Linked DNA regions of Mus musculus: region 1 is linked to region 2. The links are chromatin loops, found by intact Hi-C in ENCODE. Cell type or tissue: left cerebral cortex. All regions are shown on one strand. Links, peaks and the distances in the headings refer to the core of each region. The heading gives the core; the rest is flanking DNA.

The links. A loop is a pair of places that touch in the nucleus more often than their neighbours do. Peaks named below come from ENCODE experiments on the same cell type or tissue, not always from the same donor. Only the 100,000 strongest peaks of a DNase experiment are listed, where the experiment ranks them.
Region 1: it touches region 2 in a loop (6-fold over the local background); 2 of 42 quality-filtered maps call a loop at or near these places.

Annotation. Positions count from the first base shown.
Region 1 is chr5:19,546,737-19,556,141 of GRCm38, forward strand. The region is part of intron 1 of Magi2 (membrane associated guanylate kinase, WW and PDZ domain containing 2); the gene reads left to right. Among named protein-coding and RNA genes, the nearest start is that of Gm25335, 36 kb to the left of the region's middle. In left cerebral cortex, for the core only: no CTCF peak of the experiment used is centred there; DNase peaks (open chromatin) are centred at 4,905 and 5,517; H3K27ac peaks cover 83 bases.
Region 2 is chr5:19,740,178-19,749,582 of GRCm38, forward strand. The region is part of intron 2 of Magi2 (membrane associated guanylate kinase, WW and PDZ domain containing 2); the gene reads left to right. It overlaps Gm52766 (a long non-coding RNA gene), which reads right to left and starts at 5,356. Exons shown (of 3, transcript XR_003955726.1): 1 at 5,178-5,356. In left cerebral cortex, for the core only: no CTCF peak of the experiment used is centred there; DNase peaks (open chromatin) are centred at 5,122, 5,375 and 5,935; H3K4me3 peaks cover 199 bases; H3K27ac peaks cover 1,621 bases.

The sequences.
Region 1 (9,405 bases), core at 3,455-5,954, 190 kb before region 2:
TCGAAACTCAAAGTCAAGAGTCCTTTTTTTAAAATCAAACTAGAAGTTGAGGTTTGTGCCTTTTGAAATCACAGCTTCAGACATTGATTTAGTTTTCATTTATAAATCCTTCCCACCCAAAAGCACAAGGTACTTTATAAACATTAACCATGGGAGAAACATGAATCTTGACAAAAATACTGTCAACTGGATAAAATGTTTTTAGTAAATGAAAAAAAAATGTAATTCAGCCTTTCAAATTGAATTTCAAATGATATTTCCTGCTCTGGTGGTGTGCATCTGCTCCTGCGTCTCAAGTTCCAGGCATTAACTTGTACTTGGTTGGTCTCTCACACCTGCCAATGAATCTCTAGCTCCTTCCGTGTGAGTTGAGGCCACACACTATTTGCATTGCTATTTCTGAGAGAGACAGTTGGAATGCCCTGTTACCATCTCCCCACCTCACCCTGAAAGGACCTGAGTTTATGCTTTGCTGGTTGCCTCCACTCTTCCTGGGGAGCCTTATTGAATTTTGAATGTGGGTCAGCATCTATCCCCTGTTCTGTCACAGTCTGTTGAACATTATACATTTTATGGACTTCAGACACTGGAGATTTTGATAAAGGATATAAAAAGGAGTGTGTTCCTTCTTGCTCTGAAATTCTTCCTCTCCATGGAGTCTCTCGACAAGAGCTGTGGAGATCCACACCTCCACTCTGCTCTGTGTCGCTGCTCTGTACCCTGTCGTTGCTTTCTCTCTTCTTTCAGCTTTCCTACCCTTACATATTTCTGTTGTCCAGAACTTAATTTAGAAAATGACTTTAAAAGACTGGCTGGGTAAAGTTGTTTGATATCCAGGGGTCTTTCTGTTGTATACTGTACCACCATATGAAATTGACAAAAGGACTTAATTTGAATCTAAAAATTCAAGCATTCACTTCTCTCTGTGTGATCACAGGGTCTCTGAGAATGTTTCATGTGATATTTCATTTCAGATAGGACATAAAACAAGCACTTTTCTTAACAAACTTTAGGGAAAATTAGATCCCTTATATTTAGGCAATACTTATAAATTAGGCAAGTCCCTAATTTAGGTTGTTCTCTTTTTGGTATAACTGGATGTCTTTGTATCCCACAAAAATGTAATCCCCAGCATCAAGTAAACATGACAGTCACACTCGAATCTCCAAATATATAATAGCCCCAAATAGTATTTCTTGAACAATCCACTCCTGAAATTCTGTAAGAAAGTAGATCATCTTTCTAACAAATGATAGCATCATGCAGACTCAGCTACAGGGGCACCACTGAAAGCTGATAATTACTGAAATAAACCTGTATGTCCATCCAGGTGGAGTTGTTTCAATGTGCTCAGTCAAGGCATTTACGGTCAAATGCTTTAGTTTCTTCTAAAAGATAAACCCAGTGTTTAATATAAAGTTTGAATTTTCTACACTACTATCTAAGAAAGCTTCATTATTGATTCTCTACTCAGAAAGTTCTATAGAACTATAAATGTATTTCATGGTTGACTTGCTAAAATGATTGAATTGATCAAAAGAAGGAGATGTTGAAGTTTGGCTTTCTGACATGAAATAACATGTAAACACTTAGAATTAATATTATTAAATATCAATTATGTAATCACCATTTTTCAAAAATATAAAGATGAAGAAAAATAGTATTTTTAAACATGTTATTTATGTGATTATATTGATAAAGTTCTCTTTTTTTCAGAGACATATGAGTCACTCAACAACTATGAACTTATGCCAAGTGACTCCTAATTTCAGATTTATTTTAGGGAACTGCATGTAGGGAAAAAAAGAAGTTAAATTTGTCAGCAGAGAAAAATCTGTAATACATTCATGGGAAGAAAGATATTTTTTAAGGTATCACTATCTCTGTTAATTAGTCCGAATAAAACCTTAACAGTAGCTAATAGTTTGATGTGATGAATTATGAGTAATTTAAATTTTATGTTTAGTTTTTATTATTATTATTGTTTAGCATTCATTTTGATTGGGAAAGAACATGTATACACAGTCACTCTAGGCATGTTCTTTGGAAAAACCTTCATGCCATGCCTGAGGTATCTGCCTTGCTTGCCTCTGCCTCTCCCCACTCCAAAGCGACTTTCATGCTATCTTCTTGCTGTACATCTGGAAGCCTAACTCCTGCTTCTTCTTCATGATGCTACCTGTTCCTCTTCATATTTTAAAAATTAACTTATTCTTTCTTTAGACAAGGTCTTACTTTGTAGCTCAGGCTGGCCTCAAACTCAGGATCCTTCTGCCTTGGCCAGTTAAGTACAAGAATTACAGGTGGCCCTCCTCTGCCTCCTAAAATTCTGATTCCAGTTACCTAATCCTCCCTCTCGATCTGACCAGTATACCTCTCCTCTTGCTCAGCAGAGACAATATAATAGCAATACTTGGGAAGTTTCTATTAAAGCATTTTATAAATTAGAGGTATTCCACCTCATTTTAAAATTGGTACTCTTCTAAGTATGAATTTTAAAGTAACTGACTTTTCAATTGTCTTAAAATATTTATTTCTTAAGAAGCAATGTGATAAAGCTACAAATTCAAATAAATACAACTGACATAAAACAAGGATTATAAATTCCTTGCAGTCTTTCCTGCTAAAGGCTCTAAGAGACACTGGGTGTTGCAAAAATAATATTTTCCAGTAATAAAAAGAGAGCTCTAAACTATATTTTTCTTAATGTAACAACAAAATTGAAAAAGATTTGGAAAGACAAACTCATCACGTGGATCAGTGTCCTTTACTAGAGGGTCCTCGGTGAAAACTGCATCATTCACTGGAACAATTTCATATTTACCTTCACACTACCCATATCCTGAGCTGACACAGACAGGATAGAAAGTCATGTGAAAAAATGTGGCTCATCGGAGCTGGGCTAAATTGCAGCTCTCATGAAGTTCTCTTTAGAAGTTGATTAGTTTAATAAAAACCTGGGCCCTACCCAAGAAAGTATCTATAAAAGCCCATGCCTAGGTTCATGTTATAATAGAAGTCATTCAGTCATCAAAGAGAAATTAATATTTCCATATGGTAATCATGTTAGGGGTTGAAATGTGCCATATAAAATCAGAAGATTATTTGATTTGTTGATAGACTCCAAAGCTGATACCAGTACCAGAAGCATACTTGCCAATGTCCCAGAATATAGTTAGTATGAGCTGAGGAGGCAGACATGACCATTTTTCCTTCCTTACACAGTTTCCAAAACACACAGCATGCAAATTACTCCATACATACAAATGCAACCTTGGAATAGCATTCTAGGAAGGAGCAAAGAGGACCTGGGTCTTGTCCCAATTCAGGAAACTCCTGGTTCCACTTTGCAGCTGGAAATTCTCTTCACCCTCTTCTGCTCTCCAGGGATGGGGGAAAGTCAAAGAGAGGCTTGAGGCATGAACACTCCAGTGGATGAAATGAGTTACTAATGAGTATATTAAAAAACAAGCATCAAGTCTGATAAACAAAATAAACCCAAGCAATGGATATAGATGAAATGCAAAATAAAATGCTTGGCAGAAAAGTATAGGGCAATATAGAATTAGAGGACAGCAATAGATAGGATCTCAACTTTAAGAGCATATATTTGGAAATTTCATTACTTAGAGACCAACTAATGCCACAGCAGGAGCGCCTCAGTGTGTACTTCAGAAAAGACATAGATTTCTTCACTATGGATATATTCAATTGCATGGGTTTACAATTCAGTTGACATCTTTAGCCGTAAGAATGGAAGATCTAGACTGTGGCCCCTCAAAATGTAAACAAAAATCGATATTCAAGTCCCTTCTACAGCTCATTATACCTCAGTGTGGGAACTAAAAGGGGGCAAAGGAAGAAGGGGGAGAGAGGATAGCCCACATCTGGCCATCTGGGCAGGTGAACTCGGGAGGGCTACCAAACACTTTCTACTCGGCCCCGGGTGGGCATCTAAGCCACTGACCTCACTCGATAGGGGGTGGACAAGGGGTAGCTCCTGAAACCAGGGGTCCTCAGTATGACACCCTATAGCCCCAGGGTTATGGGAGAGAGGGCTTAGGGAGAAAGGTTCCCACACAGGCAAGAGTATGCGCAGCAGGCCTTGACTGGAGCACAGGAAGGCCTTCCTTCCATGGGGAGATTAGAAATGGCTCATTAGAAGAAAGCCTATCCCATCATCCAAGTGCAGCAGGCTTTGATGAACAGAGACAGTCTATGGTTTTAGAGCTTTATTGTAGAAAGGCAGGGGGGAAGAGAAAAGGTGGAAAGAGAAAAAAGAGACTGGCCATGTCCAAGAGGAGAGAAGGGGAAGAGAGAAAGAGAAGGCTAGAGAGTAAGAGGGAGAGGGGGGCATAGAGTGAGAGGAGAGAGGGAAGGAGAGAGGAAAGTAAAGGGAGTAAGAGGAGTAAGAGCAAGAGGAGTGAGAGAGTGAGGAGGGGCCAAACAGCCCCTCTTAAAGTATGCTGCTATCTTTGCTGTTGCTAGGTAACTGGGGAGGAGTCTAGCCTGACGGTCAGAAGCTTGAGACATTGCCTAAGTGACTACTAACCATGCTTCTCCTGGGGGGGCGGGGGGGGTGCTGTGTGGGCGGTAACTTTGACAGGAGCCAGAGTTCCAGGAGCATGAGGGAACGCCTACTCTACCATGCCATGTAGGTGAATTATTGCCACTCTGAGGTTCAGACCTCAGGTGGACTGGAGACCAGACTGTCCGTGCATAGCCCAGTACCCCACACCTCAGCTCACCACTCACTGAAGCCCTTTCCTGTGTTCACTGGTGAGTGCTACTACAGAAAGTATGAAAACGTACATTCAGATCACCATGTGTGGGAGTTAGTGTTGGAAGGGCTACTGAGAGTTCACCTTCTGCAGGAAGTGTTGCTTTACAGCAAACCCAAGCAAGCCAACCTGCTCTTGCACCCTGAAAGCCTCAATCCGTTCTGTCACAGTGGCACTGGGGTTGGGAATTTTTATCATTTTTGGGTAACAGACAGGGAGCCAGTGCTTTGTAGCTAAGGCCAGTTGACTGGCACTTGATCCCAGCTCCTTTGAATTCAAGCTGTGAGATTCAGCTATGCACTGGACCAACCTCTACCTAGGCATGCCTGTGATCCACTCTGACCCCTTCCCCTAAAGTCCTCAAGTACTGGCCTGGCCTCTTTTGCTTTGTCCCTTGGTCCCTTGATTTTTAAGAGTCTAGGATGGGGCATATAAAATTTACTTTTTGCAGAGAGGCAGAGAGGTAATTAGATAAAGTAATGGAATGTAAAGAACGTGTGGGTTTTTTCTCTTCTTCTATCCTAGTATTCTTAGATTTGGTCTTTACATAATATCCCAGATTTCCTGGATGTATGATCCTTAATGCTGGAAAGGGTGAATAAAGTAAGAATGTTATGCATATTTGCTCTCTTTAGGCGAGAGGAAGCCTGGGAAGGCTCACCTGTAGGTTTGAAGTCAGTGCTAAAATGTCCATCTTAGCCCTGGGTGGACATCAAAAGTTTTACTGACATTTTCTGTCACGAACAGGCTGTGAGGTGCAGGAGCCTCTTCTATTACCTGCTCGGGTGGTGCAAGTGGATTGAAAGGAGGCACCATTTAGCTCCCAGGCTGAAGCACCCCAATATCCTCACCTGCAGAACTCTAACAGAATGACGGCCTTGATAGTTTTAAGAAAGCCACCAAGGGTATGGGAGGCTTGTGGGGATACAAAGTAAGCTGAAAATGAATTTGTGGGAATAAGTAAAATGTATTTAGTCAGAATTATTTTTTAAATGCCCCCCTTTCCCTGATGCTTTTAAACTATGGAATTCTGGGAAAGCTGAGGAGATAGGTTACCTTTGTTTTCTATGACCCACATGCTATTTGGGATGATTCTGTATGTCTTCATTTACAGATTTTTTCATCATAATACCAAAGAACAAGCTCTACTTTTCCAGACCAGCAGCTAGGAAAAAGCGATATGTAATCCAAACATGTTGTCCCATACAGTCAGTGGTTACCTGGGATTCTAAGCTGGAGATCTACTTATAAACCCTGCATTGTGCCACTGGATTGTCCCTTTGTTCATCTGAAGGAGACTCCTGCACTGGGTCCGAGGTTTAGCCAGATAAATACAGCAGAGTCTATTAGCACAGGAAAAACAAATTTTGCTCTACTCCATCAGGACAAAACATTTGCCCAGAATAACCAATGCTTCCCACTAGAAGGAAAAAGAAATTGCCCAGGAAGTTGTAACAGTCAAGGAGACAAGGGGGCCAGACCAAGGAACATTAAACCAAAATTAATCACATCATAGATGCACCTTCCAAACTATGAGACTCATAAATCAGCCCATGAGGTCTCAGCAGCAGGAAGGGACTGGCTAGGACGTGTGGGATGTGAGTGCCAGAGGCCAGAGCGATGCTAGCAGACTGTGGGATTGGAGTTCATTTGTTTCCCACTCTGTCAAGCGTCTGTTCTGATCTTGTACTTCCAAAGAATTACTCAACCTAGCAATACAGAGTGGGATTTTAAGTGCAAAGTCAAGACTTTTTTTCTCACCTAGTAAGCAAACACAAACGATTCACATCTCACACTATAAGGTGTGAAGAGGCACAAGTATAGTGTTTAGATCCTTTAAAGTAAAAGTCTCCAGTCAATGTCTCTTGTGATTCCCAATACAGCTAGGAATATTAAAGATGTGGGGCTGCTTTCCAAATGTATTAGTAACTTAAGTTCTTTCTCCTATTCTTAAACCCAAATTATCGAGGAAGGAAATCTTTGTCCTCTCATGCAACAGGGCCCTGCATGAGTGGAACACGTGTTTTGAGGAGCTGCCCCGAGCACACTGTACCCAAATGCCCTAATTACAAATCACATGTCTCTACTTTACAAGTACCACCCTGCCTAGAGAAAATGGATGTGTCAGACATAATGTACTTCTGATTCCCTAAAAATAAATTCAGAAATTAAAATCCCTGGAGATTTCAGCTCTGGAGTGGCAGGGATTCAGAAGCCAGATGCTCTGTAGGCTCTTTGAAGTAGATCAAGTTGAACAATGCCAGCTTTAGTCCTCTGAGGACAGACAGTACAAGCCTCTTCATTTCACTGGGTTCTGACAAGCTGGATCTTCACAGCAGGAATATATTATATTAGGCGTTCTTGTGCACTGCCTTAATTCATCATACTCTTTGGAGGTACTTGCTCAAAGCACAGTTTACTTAGCTGTAGGTGGTTGTAGTTGCTGGTTTTATTTATTTATTTTTCTTCTCAACTGAAAGATAGCATCATAATATTCTCCCAAAGACACTGAATCAACAATCTATTACTTTAAGGACTCTTGCCTTCTATAGAGTATCATGCATTTTCTGTGAGTCCTTGTGACTCCAGAGAAATAAATATGTGGAAAGTTTCATTGAGTATAAATTGGAAGGAAGTAAAATAGAAGTCAGGCACATGTATGTGCACTCTCTGTCTGTCTGTCTGTCTGTCTGTCTTGTCTTGTCTCTCTCTTTCATACACACATGCACACACACACACACACACACACACACATATGCACATATGTACAAGTACTGTTAAATGTGTTTAGAGGTGTAAATACAGAAACCAGAGGAAAATTTCAGGTGTCTCTTATCATAGGCTCCTAACTCAGCATCCCTCTCTGAATATTCAGTTCCACCTTTCAGCTAAGCAGGCTTAGCAGTGAGCTCCTGGCATCTGTATCCACCCCCTCCCGCCAAGTGCTGGCACCTGTGGACATGCCAAGCTTTTATGGGGATCTGAAGATTCAAACCCAGATCCTTTGGCTGTGCAGTAGATCATTGCATTGATGGACTCTGTCCCTAAGCCCAGGAGCACGGTTTTTAAATGTATCCTTCCAACAGAAAAACAAGCCACTATAAAAACATGCTTCCTGGACTAAGTGATGTTATGAAGCAATATACCTAGTCTCTAGGAGGCAGTTTTATTTCTTGTACCCGGATTATGATAAATAAGTTCTGAAGCTCAAGTACATTCCTTTATTGCCTCAAAGAACATTGTCAGTACCTAGAACACTATGTCTCAATTCAGTAATATAATGAGAAGTTTTATTGCCATAGAAACTACAAGTGAAGCCATCACCTTAATGGGAGTGCAGGGGTACAGCTGGGACAGAAGGATTGTTCCTGACCGGGGTAGACGCTTACATTCAGTATGAACCAGAGATGATCAGTGGAGAAGGGGAGGGGTGTTTGAAGGGAAGATGCCCCTGAAAATTCATAAGGAAATACGTATGACTTCCGTGTTAGTAACACGAACTGCAGCTATTGAGGACTTTGCTTGAACCTCTAGTCAGTTTCTCCTTCTCTAAAACGGGCAAGGTGGTACCTACTGCCTGCTTGTCTATTAGGTGGTATTCGCAGTGAACAATCATTATAGAGCAACTGCCAGGTGATTTCTGTGGCCTCACAATGTTGCTTTTTTTCATGGAAATAACAGATAACAACTACATGGTGCTTTTTAATGTACTGACTCTGTACTAGCCTTTACTATAGCCTGTCCTAGCCTATATGCCTTATAAAGACCAGAAGGTAAGCATAGTCACTGACTCATTTTGTAGATGAAGAAATGGAAGCAAAAAGAAAGTCAGATAATGTGGAATATACTTGTCTCGAATGAGGATTAGATAGTTAACATTGCAACTATACTTTTGAAATTCCTTAGGATTGTTGAATATATTACAACCCACCTTGATAAGTACAAGTTCATACTTGTTCTGTACTTAAGAAAAAAACTTAGCAATAATGATTGGCCAGTTTCTGTTACAGACCACTGGTTCTGAAGCCTTGTAGTATTTGAAGTTAGATATTAACTAAACGAGCATTGTAATATTGTGTATTACATTATATTCTAGTATATACATTGTCATTTGGGTCATATTATCAAAACAAATGGAGGATATAAAGTTGTACAGAACAAGTGCATATCCAGAAATAACATGCAAATATTAACATAATTATTGGGGTTGTGCTTTGGGCTTAACAGGTGTTATAAAAATTTCTTGTTTGTGTGGCTTCATTGCCTCACAACACTTAACCATTAGAAGGTAAGTTTTCAAATTGCTCTAGCCAATCCTGAAAGGATACAATGCACAACAAATCCCTACATTCAGGAATGAGGAATACACAGTAGTCTTAAGGGAAGGATATCACTTGCTGAAGTTATACATCCAACTTATAACAATAGATAATGCAAATCCAACATTATCAGGGGCACTATTCAGTCTTGCTGGATGTTTTTACTTAGGAGGTAAAAACAACATGTTCTGATTCTATTTAATTTTCCAGAAACGTTCCTCTGGATTACAATAAATGAAAAGGATTTGAAAAGCATTTGTTTTGTGTTTTTCTAACAATTTTTTTAATTTTTGCAACTTGTTCAG
Region 2 (9,405 bases), core at 3,971-6,470:
CTAAAAACTGAATTTTGCATTCCAAAGCCAGGGCTTGATTCAAGGTGTCATAGTATTTAAAAGATGCTAACTAACAATTAGGCTAAACAGCTTTCTTAATAATAAGACAATTTCAAATATTTTAATAGTAATCCTTAAATTATATACTTATGGGTTTTCAGACAACTTTGATTAAATTAATTGGAAATCCTGGGATTTACTCATCTTTAAGATATTAGTAGGCAATAAAAGGCTGAGTCATGATAAACCCTGTTGGTGGGGGTGGATGTTAAGTTGTGAAAATTGTTGAAAATATGCAGAGCATCAGGGGAGTACAGAAACTGGAGCAGCTTTGTGCTGCTCTCAGGTTGGTCATGAAGGGTCTGAAGAGTAGTAAATCTTACATGGGAATTTTGAGAATGAAAGTTTTATCAAGTAAGGAATGAGTCGACATCATCATAAGATGAGCAAACCATGCACAAAGGCAGTGAGGTCTGTAAGGAACGTGGCATGATCTGAGGAGCACACATGATTTTAGGGCCACACATACTCTGAAGTTCACACATGATCTGGGGATTACATGTGGTCTGAAGATCATATGTGCTCTGAGAAACACATTAGTTCTGAAGTCTGGCAAGGCAGCGGGGGTGAGGGTGGGGTGGCTCAGAGCAGGGAAGTTACAGAAAATGAGCCCAAACAATCTAACGGTGTTCCTTGTGGCATTGTCTTCCCATTGATGTCCTTGTACCTGGTATTTCGCAGGCTAGTGATGAAGAATGTGGCCTGGTGTCTAAGGAATTGATGGAAACACATGACACCTTTTCGCAAAGTGGCAGTTTTAGCTGATGATTAGATTTTCTGACTAAAATGATTCTGATTAAAATTAAATTTTCTGGTTGAAAATGACTTTAATATGTGGGGAAGAATTCAGATGCTCTATGTATTTTAAGTAATATTGTTTATTATCATCATCATTATTCTCTAATATATTACATCCCATGCCCAGTTACCCCTCCCTCCTCTCTTCCCAGTACCCCATCTTACTTTTCCTCCAGATCCCCTCCTCTTTTTTTTCCCTCTTCAGAAGAGTCAGGACTCTAGGAATATCAACCGAACATGGCAACATTGCAAGCTGATTAGCTTGCAATAAGACTAGAAACCTACCCTCATACTGAGGCTGAAGGAAGTAACCAAGTAGGAGTAAAAGCAACCCCAAAGCATGTACAAGAGTCAGAGACCACCTGTACTCCCACTGTTAGGGGTCCTACAAAAAGACCAAGCTTCACAAGTGTAACATATATGTAAATGAGTGAGACACATGCAGGATCCCTGATTGTCATTTCAATCCCTGAGCCCTAATTAGTTGGTTCTGTGGGGTTTCTTGTGGTGTCCTTGACTCCTCTGACTCCTACAATCCCTCTTCACCCTTCGCTGCAGGATTCGCCAAGCTCTACCTAATGTTTGGGTGTGGGTCTCTGTATCTGCTCCCATCAGTTGCTGATGATGATCATACTGGATGAGTATAGCAAAGAATCAATAGGAATCACTTCATTAGGAATCATTAGGAATGACTTTTTCTTTTCAGTCCTATTTGGTTCTATCCTTGATCTCCAGAGTATTCAGGCTCTGGTTCATAGCCTTCCACATAGAGTCAGAGGTTGGATTCCTCTCATGACATCTCAAGTTAGACCAGTCATTGGTTGACCACTCACTCAATTTTGGAACCACCTTTACCCCAAGCACAACTTGTAGGCAGAACAAATTGTAGATCCAAGTTCGAGGGACCAGATTGCAATCCCAATCCTTTCACTGGAAGATTTTTCTAGTTGCAGTAGATTGCCTGTTCAGGCTCCATAACTCCATTTTGGGGAGACTTAGCTTCTGACTATTATGGATAAAGCAGCTATGAACATAGTTGGACAAGTGTCCTTATGGTATGATAGAGCATCTTAGATCTAAATGACCAGGAGTGGTATAGATGGGTCTTGAGGTAGATCAATTCCCAGTTTTCTGAAGAACCACTATATTGATTTCCAAACTGGTTATACAAGTGTGGGCTGCCACTAGCAATGGAGGAGTGTTCCCCTTGCTCAACATCCTCACCAGCCTGTGCTATCACCTGAGATTTCATCTTAAACATTCTGATGGATATAAGACGGACTCTTGCAGTCATTTTGATTTGCATTTCTCTAATCGTTAAAGATGTTGAACATTACTTTATGTGTTTCTTGGCCATTCAAGATTCTTCTATTTAGCTCTGTACTCCAATTTTAATTGTATTATTTGGTTTGTTGGTGTTTAGTTTCTTGAGTTCTTTATTTATTTTGAATAGTAAGCCTCTGTTGGATGAAGGGTTGGTGAACATCTTTTCCCATTCTGTAGGCCGCTGTTTTGTCCTATTGACAGTGTCCTTTGCCTTACAGAAGTTCTTCAATTTGTCTTTGTAGAAAGGAGAGCTACTAATTTTTTTTTCAGTTTTTGTTTTGTTTTGTTTTTTAATTAATTTCTTATTCAGTCACTTTCCTGAGGGTATTTATTAGCTGTAGGAGTTTGCTGGTAGAATTTGGAGGTCATTTATGTATACTGTCTGCAAATAATTATATTTTGACTTATTATATTTTTCCAATTTGTATCCACTTCATTTCCTTTAGTTGTCTTATTTCTCTATCTAAACTTCAAGTACAATATTGAATAAATATGGAGAAAGTGGACATCCTTGTCTTGTTCCTGGTTTTAGTGGAATTATTTTTCAACTAAATGCTTAGAGGAAAATCTGACTTAGAAGAAAATCCAGGTAGCTTGGTATGAAAGAGTGTAAGTAGAACTCACTATTAAGAATCTGGGGTGGATTGCATACACTAGCAAGATTTTATTGAAAGGACCCAGATGTAGCTGTCTCTTGTGAGACTATGCCGGGGCCTAGCAAACACAGAAGTGGATGCTCATAGTCAGCTAATGGATGGATCACAGGGCTCCCAATGGAGGAGCTAGAGAAAGTACCCAAGGAGCTAAAGGGATCTGCAACCCTATAGGTGGAACAACATTATGAACTAACCAGTACCCCGGAGCTCTTGACTGCATATGTATCAAAAGATGGCCTAGTCGGCCATCACTGGAAAGAGAGGCCCATTGGACACACAAACTTTATATGCCCCAGTACAGGGGAACGCCAGGGCCAAAAAGGGGGAGTGGGTGGGTAGGTGAGTGGGGGTGGGTGGGTATGGGGGACTTTTGGTATAGCATTGGAAATGTAAATGAGCTAAATACCTAATAAAAATGGAAAAAAAAAGAAAATAAAGGCACAGGGATAAGGAACTTCTTATTGGAAATTTACAGACTGTTGAAATAAATGTTCTCTAACATCTCTTTGAATTAAAAAAAAAAAAAAGAATCTGGGGTGGGAGTGCTGCCACTGAGCCAATGAAGGCTTCAGAGAATTAAAACTTGTCCCAAAAGTGAAAACATTATGTTTAGGCCTCAGATTGGAGGACATTGTAGTAAATGAAATAGGGGAGAAAGGTGACCAGACACATTAAGATACCTTTTAAAAGGACATCCAGATGTGGTGATTAATAAATGCCTTTGATCCCAGCACTTGGGACAGAGAAGCAGGTAGATCTTTGTTTGAAGCCAGCCTGGTTTACAGAGAACCAGACAGGGTTACGTAGTACGATCCTTTCTCAAAATAATAATAATAATAATAATAATAATAATAATAATAATAATAATAATAATAATAATATAATGCAATAGGTGTGGGAAAGAAATGCAGGAGTAAAGGCAGAGACAGTATACTTCTGTTCAAAGGTGAAACTGCACATCTAGTAAGGCCTAGGCTCCCAGAGGTTTGTAACCAGGTGTTTTTACTGTGTGTCACTTAGTGGTTAGCATGTGCTGCATGACTAAGAGTGAAGAGCCATGAATCAAGACAGATCAGTTCTGATTGCTTTACAGGAACTTGAGCGATTTACAACTTTTATACTTAGAGCAAAACAACAAATATTAGGAATTTTGATTTCTCTTGTTTTGTTTAGGGAAAAAAAGTCTAACGCCTATGAAAAAGTATATAATTAGCTAGTTTTATTTGAATTAATGAGTCTTGGTCATGCACATTCTCAAACGTGACTTTAAAACAGAAGACAATGTACTGGAAGTATCTCTCCTGTAAAATTAAAAAAGTTGTCTCTACTAAAATTCTAATGGGAGAAATGCTGCTAATAATAAGCCATTCTCTTGGAGTATTCAAAGGGAAAATTGGATAATTTGTCCCCACTAAATGTTGCCAGCAGCTATTCTAAAAAATATTCCACATCCATAATCTTCCTAAAATGAATTTTTAATCAAAACATGAAAAGCATGTACTGAAAACAATCAGTTACTGAGAAGACAAGGGAGAGCACAGACACCATGCACAACTCTACCTGCAGCCATTCCCTGGTCCTGAGACGGGGCAAGCCAACCTAAGTGTGGTAAAGTCCATCAGAATTAGCAACACATCCCTGAGCCATGTGTTTTTCTCCAGCAAATATTCTGCATCTTTAAATTTCTGCATAATCTGTTCCGACAGTTGTGAAAGTATAACCTCATATGAGAATCCCAAGAGGCAGCCTTGGTAAAACCTTACTCTGCGTTCTGATTTTTATATACTTAACCATTAAAAATAATCAGGTCAACAACCATGAATAAATTTAACGTTACTCAAATAACGTTCTATTAAAACGATGCATTGTATATTACAGTACCTTAGTGTTTGTAAGATGCATCTGAAAAACACCATTCAGTCTTCAAACCACCCTTTGGTACAAGCAGGAAGCCCTTCCTTTCATTTAGAAATTGATAACCCAAGGCTCAGAGTGGTCAAATAGTCCATGCCCATTTAACTCTATATTAGCCAAGTAATGCTCATTTCTTATATTTCAACCTGCCCAAGTAATATTGGAGAATAGGGGGATAGCTGCTAATAAAACATATATATTCATGAATTCATTCATTCTGGAATCTAATAACTGCTTCGTCTGCAGTGGCTGTGCCCTGGGTTCTGCTCTCTCCATGGCAGGGAATGAGAGATAAGACAGACACGCCCCCTCCCTCCAGGAGATGGGCTTGTGGGCACACTTCCATCCCCAGGCATAATTAGGGCAAGTACATTTGAACAACTGGAGCTGCATTTATAGCACTTTCCTTGTATCTTTACCTACCTGTTGGTTACGCCTTACGAGGTTTTGCTCCACTGTATGTAGCTTGCTGCCGCTGAGCCTCCGTATTACTATTTTCCATTCTAAAAATTTGCCAGTACACAAATTTTTGGAATGATGAAGAGCTCTCCAGCAATTTTGCAGCATACCTTTCCCCTCTGATTAATAGTCAGTATTCCTGAGCTGACAGAAAATTCAAATGTTGCATTTGAAGAGAGCAGCTGTACTTTTTGGCACAGAGACACCAAATGTATTCCAGATATAGCTACATCACCATAGATATCCTAGTAAGGGAGGGTGCAAAAACTTTTTGGGAAAAAAAAAAACAACTTAAAAAAATCTATTCATGGTATTTATCCATTTGTCTCCTTTTGGACATTTTTTTTTCCTTCTTGAAAGTTTACCATCAGTGTGCATTAGTGGAAATAAATGATCTACTGAAGCTCCAAAAAAAAATAAAGGGGAGAAAATAAGGGAAGGCATATTTTGTGAGTAATAAAAAGCATAGCAGCTGACGTGAGGCAGTCAGCTCTTGGTGCAGCATCTGCAACCTGGCTTATAGAAGCAGCAGGATTTTTTTTTTTTCCTGTGGGACTTGTGCTATGTAGGGGAACATTTTAGCTAATATGCTGGACTTTGAAAACTAAAACAAATCTGACATTTTTTTTTCTTTCCCTAACATATGGTAGATTGATCTGTACCAACATGACTTCGAATTCTATTTTAGATGAACAGTTTTCACATTGCTTAAAATATGTAACTGGAAGCGTAATAGGAAAGTCTGGTTTGGAGGATGGAGTGGCGAATTCAGAGACAATGTGATCTGGAGAAGCCTTACATAAAACGAGGTTTGGCATAGACATTGAAAGGTGAAGATTTGAATATCAAGAGAAACGGGGACAAGGGGCAATGCTTGCATAGCATGCTTGAGGTCTTGGGGTCAATCCCCGAGCTGACCAAATGAAGACATTCAATGGGAGGAACAGAATCAAGTACATTTATATTTTTTTAAAGTAAGAATATAAAAAAAATGCCTGTCTCTCTCTCTCTTTCTCTCTCTCTCTCTCTCTCTCTCTCTCTCTCTCTGTGTGTGTGTGTGTGTGTGTGTGTATGTGTGTGTGTATGTGTTTGTGTGTGTGTGTGTGTATGTGTGTGTGTGTGTGTGTGTGTGTGTGTGTGTGTGTGTGTGTGTGTGTGTGTAGCAGATCAGGAAACTCTTTACAGCCAGTAAGGCTAAAGGAAAATGTTTCCCAGGAATAAAAGAATAGTTCAAATGGTTAGAAAGCATTTGTTTATGGGGAAGATTGAAAATCGGAAGGCTCCACATGCTTTGGCATAAGAGACAACCTATCTGTGGGCAGCCTCATGGGTAGAAAAAGACAAAAGTCAAGGATTTTTCCTGAAAAAAACAAAAAACAAAAAACAAAACAAAACAAATAAAACCACCAGACATCAGAGAAAAGTGGAGAGAAGGAGGGTTCCAACTATCTTGCATAGGCAGACAGAGGACAGAGTTGTTGTCTTAGCTGATTGGGCAGCTGGAAAGAAAGCTGTAGCTCAAGAAAGGCTCCCTGTTTCTATGCAACACATTGCATCTCTGTATAAAATAACCTTCCTGCCATATACTGTCTAAAGACATTCCTCCCTCTAGATTTCTGCGTCACTCGAGGACTAAACTAGGCAAAACAAGTAAAGCTGTTCACGGTCTCAAAGAAACACCACCGGCTCTGCAGTAAGGCTCACAGCAATGCCCCCAAAACCTGCTTCTCTTGTAACACATTCTCCGGGATTCTTCTGACCAGGACTTTTCCATGTGATATGGCTTATTACCTATTACAATGCCACAACATGCCTCGGGTCCAGCTGCACTGAGACTCCCGGTCCTGTTTGATTTTAGCCAATTAGATCTGTGGCTTATACCAATGAGCTGTTCTGGGTCATTTTGAAGACTTGGCTTCATAAATTCACTGCTGCGGCTTTTTATCTCCTTCAAGATACCATTAATTCAGAAGCCCAAAGCTGGCGCCTTGATTCCTTTCTGATTAACCCTATCAGAAAGAGAGCTGCGGCATTCACTCAGCCGGTAATAACAATTCCCCCCCTGCCATCTAAGAGCAAATGTAGCCTGAGACACAATAGAAAACGTTAATCCCAGAACCTCTGCATGGTGGTGTCAAAGAAACCCTTCTTGGGCTTTTCAAAGTATTTTTGTTTAACCAACAAAGGAAAAAGTGCAATAATTTATAGCTGTACATTTTAACCCACAAACAGGTTCTGATTTTTACATTATTTTCAATGCTAGCCCTGAAAGGGTCTTGATAATAATAATTCCTGGGATTCTAAACCCTGTTCACATCACCATCAATTCTGAGTGTTTCAGTTCAAGAAACAGGTAAATATAGTTGAATAGTGCTTGTGTATGTATACACATGCCTAGCGCAGTCCCCCCTGCCCCCGACCCCGTGACTTTGTCTTTGTCACTAGTGCTCAGTATTGTGCTATTGTGAATTCTACAGCATTTCATAAGCTGGTGTTAATTATAAGGGTCATGCCCCTACCCAGCACAGCACCTACAAACTCCAACACTGCCATGACAAGCCAGTGAGAGACCTGCAGGTCATACACTGTCAGAGGTACTATACTTTTCTCCAGAGAGTGGCAAGCATACATTTTATCTAAAAGAAAAATATATAATCCTTATTCTTAATCTCCAATTGCATGTCAAACTAAGGATCACTTTAATGTGCTTTAACAAAATGTCTTTGCAACTTTATCATGAGGCTTTTCTTGCAGAAAGTCTTATCTACCCACAAATGTAACCACTGACTGTAGTCACCAAAGATTCCATGTGAATCCGTCCTATCTCCTCCATTCTTCCCTGGAAAGAATTTATCCACAGTTCAAAGACAAACTCAAATTATAACCCCTCCAAAGAAGCTGTACATGTCTTGTATGCATAGAGAGCATAATGAATGATGTAGGTTTGTGAATGAGTGGACTCCAGTCACTGGGTTCCTCTCTTCCTTGTCGGTTCCAGAAATGCTTATAATTGTTTAAATTAGGATTTATAATGTTATAGTTATTTTATTTCGTTGTGTCTTTCCTCTTTATAACCCAGGCACTAAAATGTAATTTGAGTAAACACAAAGAAGAGCCCTGCTCATCAATATATCTCCATAGATGTACATTTACACACACACACACACACACACAAGCAATTATGTATATAAAAAGAGATCACAAGCTATCCATGAATATGTCAGTGGTATCTATAGACCATCAAATTTTGCATTAAAACTTTTACGGTCAATTCAGTTTGTTTTAGTACTAATAATTCAGTGTAGACATCATTACATTTCACTCTTGTCAAGTTCCTGTCCTTGTTTACAATCGATGGTATTTATCTTTCCTTCATGCCTATAGGACAAGTGTTTTCTGATCCTAATATAAATCACAAAGGGAAAACTGTGAAAATCTAACTGAAAAAGTGTGTATCACCCACATGCACACCATGAGTGGAAGGTACATTGATTTTATATTCTGAAACTCACTCTGAATCTTGATGTTAGCCTTAGTAGGGTGACTACAGCTGTGTCTTCTAGGTTTCCTTTCTAGAAAGAGACAACCTTTCTGGTTGATATGATTTAATATCCTTATTGGAAGCTACTTGGGGATTATGTAAATACCTTTTAAAAATATTCTTCCCTAATTTCAGCGTCTGTCAGATATTTTCTGCAACTAATACAGCCTTAGACTTTTTTCAAGAGCTAATTTCCTTTTTCTATTTTTTTTTCTATTTTTTAACCTGAATTAAATGAAAAGGAATAACTTTCTTGTCTTCATTTTTAAAATTCAGTTACCTGTTTTTATCATCATGTGCTAGTCAATATCTGGTTCATGGTACTTCAAAATTATTCAATATATTATCATTAAATTGTTGCAGAATTAGCCATGCAGAGTCTATCAAGTTCACTTCTGTGTCTTTCCAACATGTCTATTCTTTTGATATTTTTTGTGGAAGTCAAGCTGTCATACCAGCATTATAGATATGGCTACTGAATTGGGTCTTAATGTCAAAAGACACATCTTACTTTCCTTGTCTCCTTTTTTTTTACAAATATGTTTGTATTACTATTTTATGCTTACCTCTATTTTTCCTCATTGTTATTAATTCCATGAGAATTTCACACATGTTCTCTACATTCATTTCTGCCTGCAACATCTCCAAAGT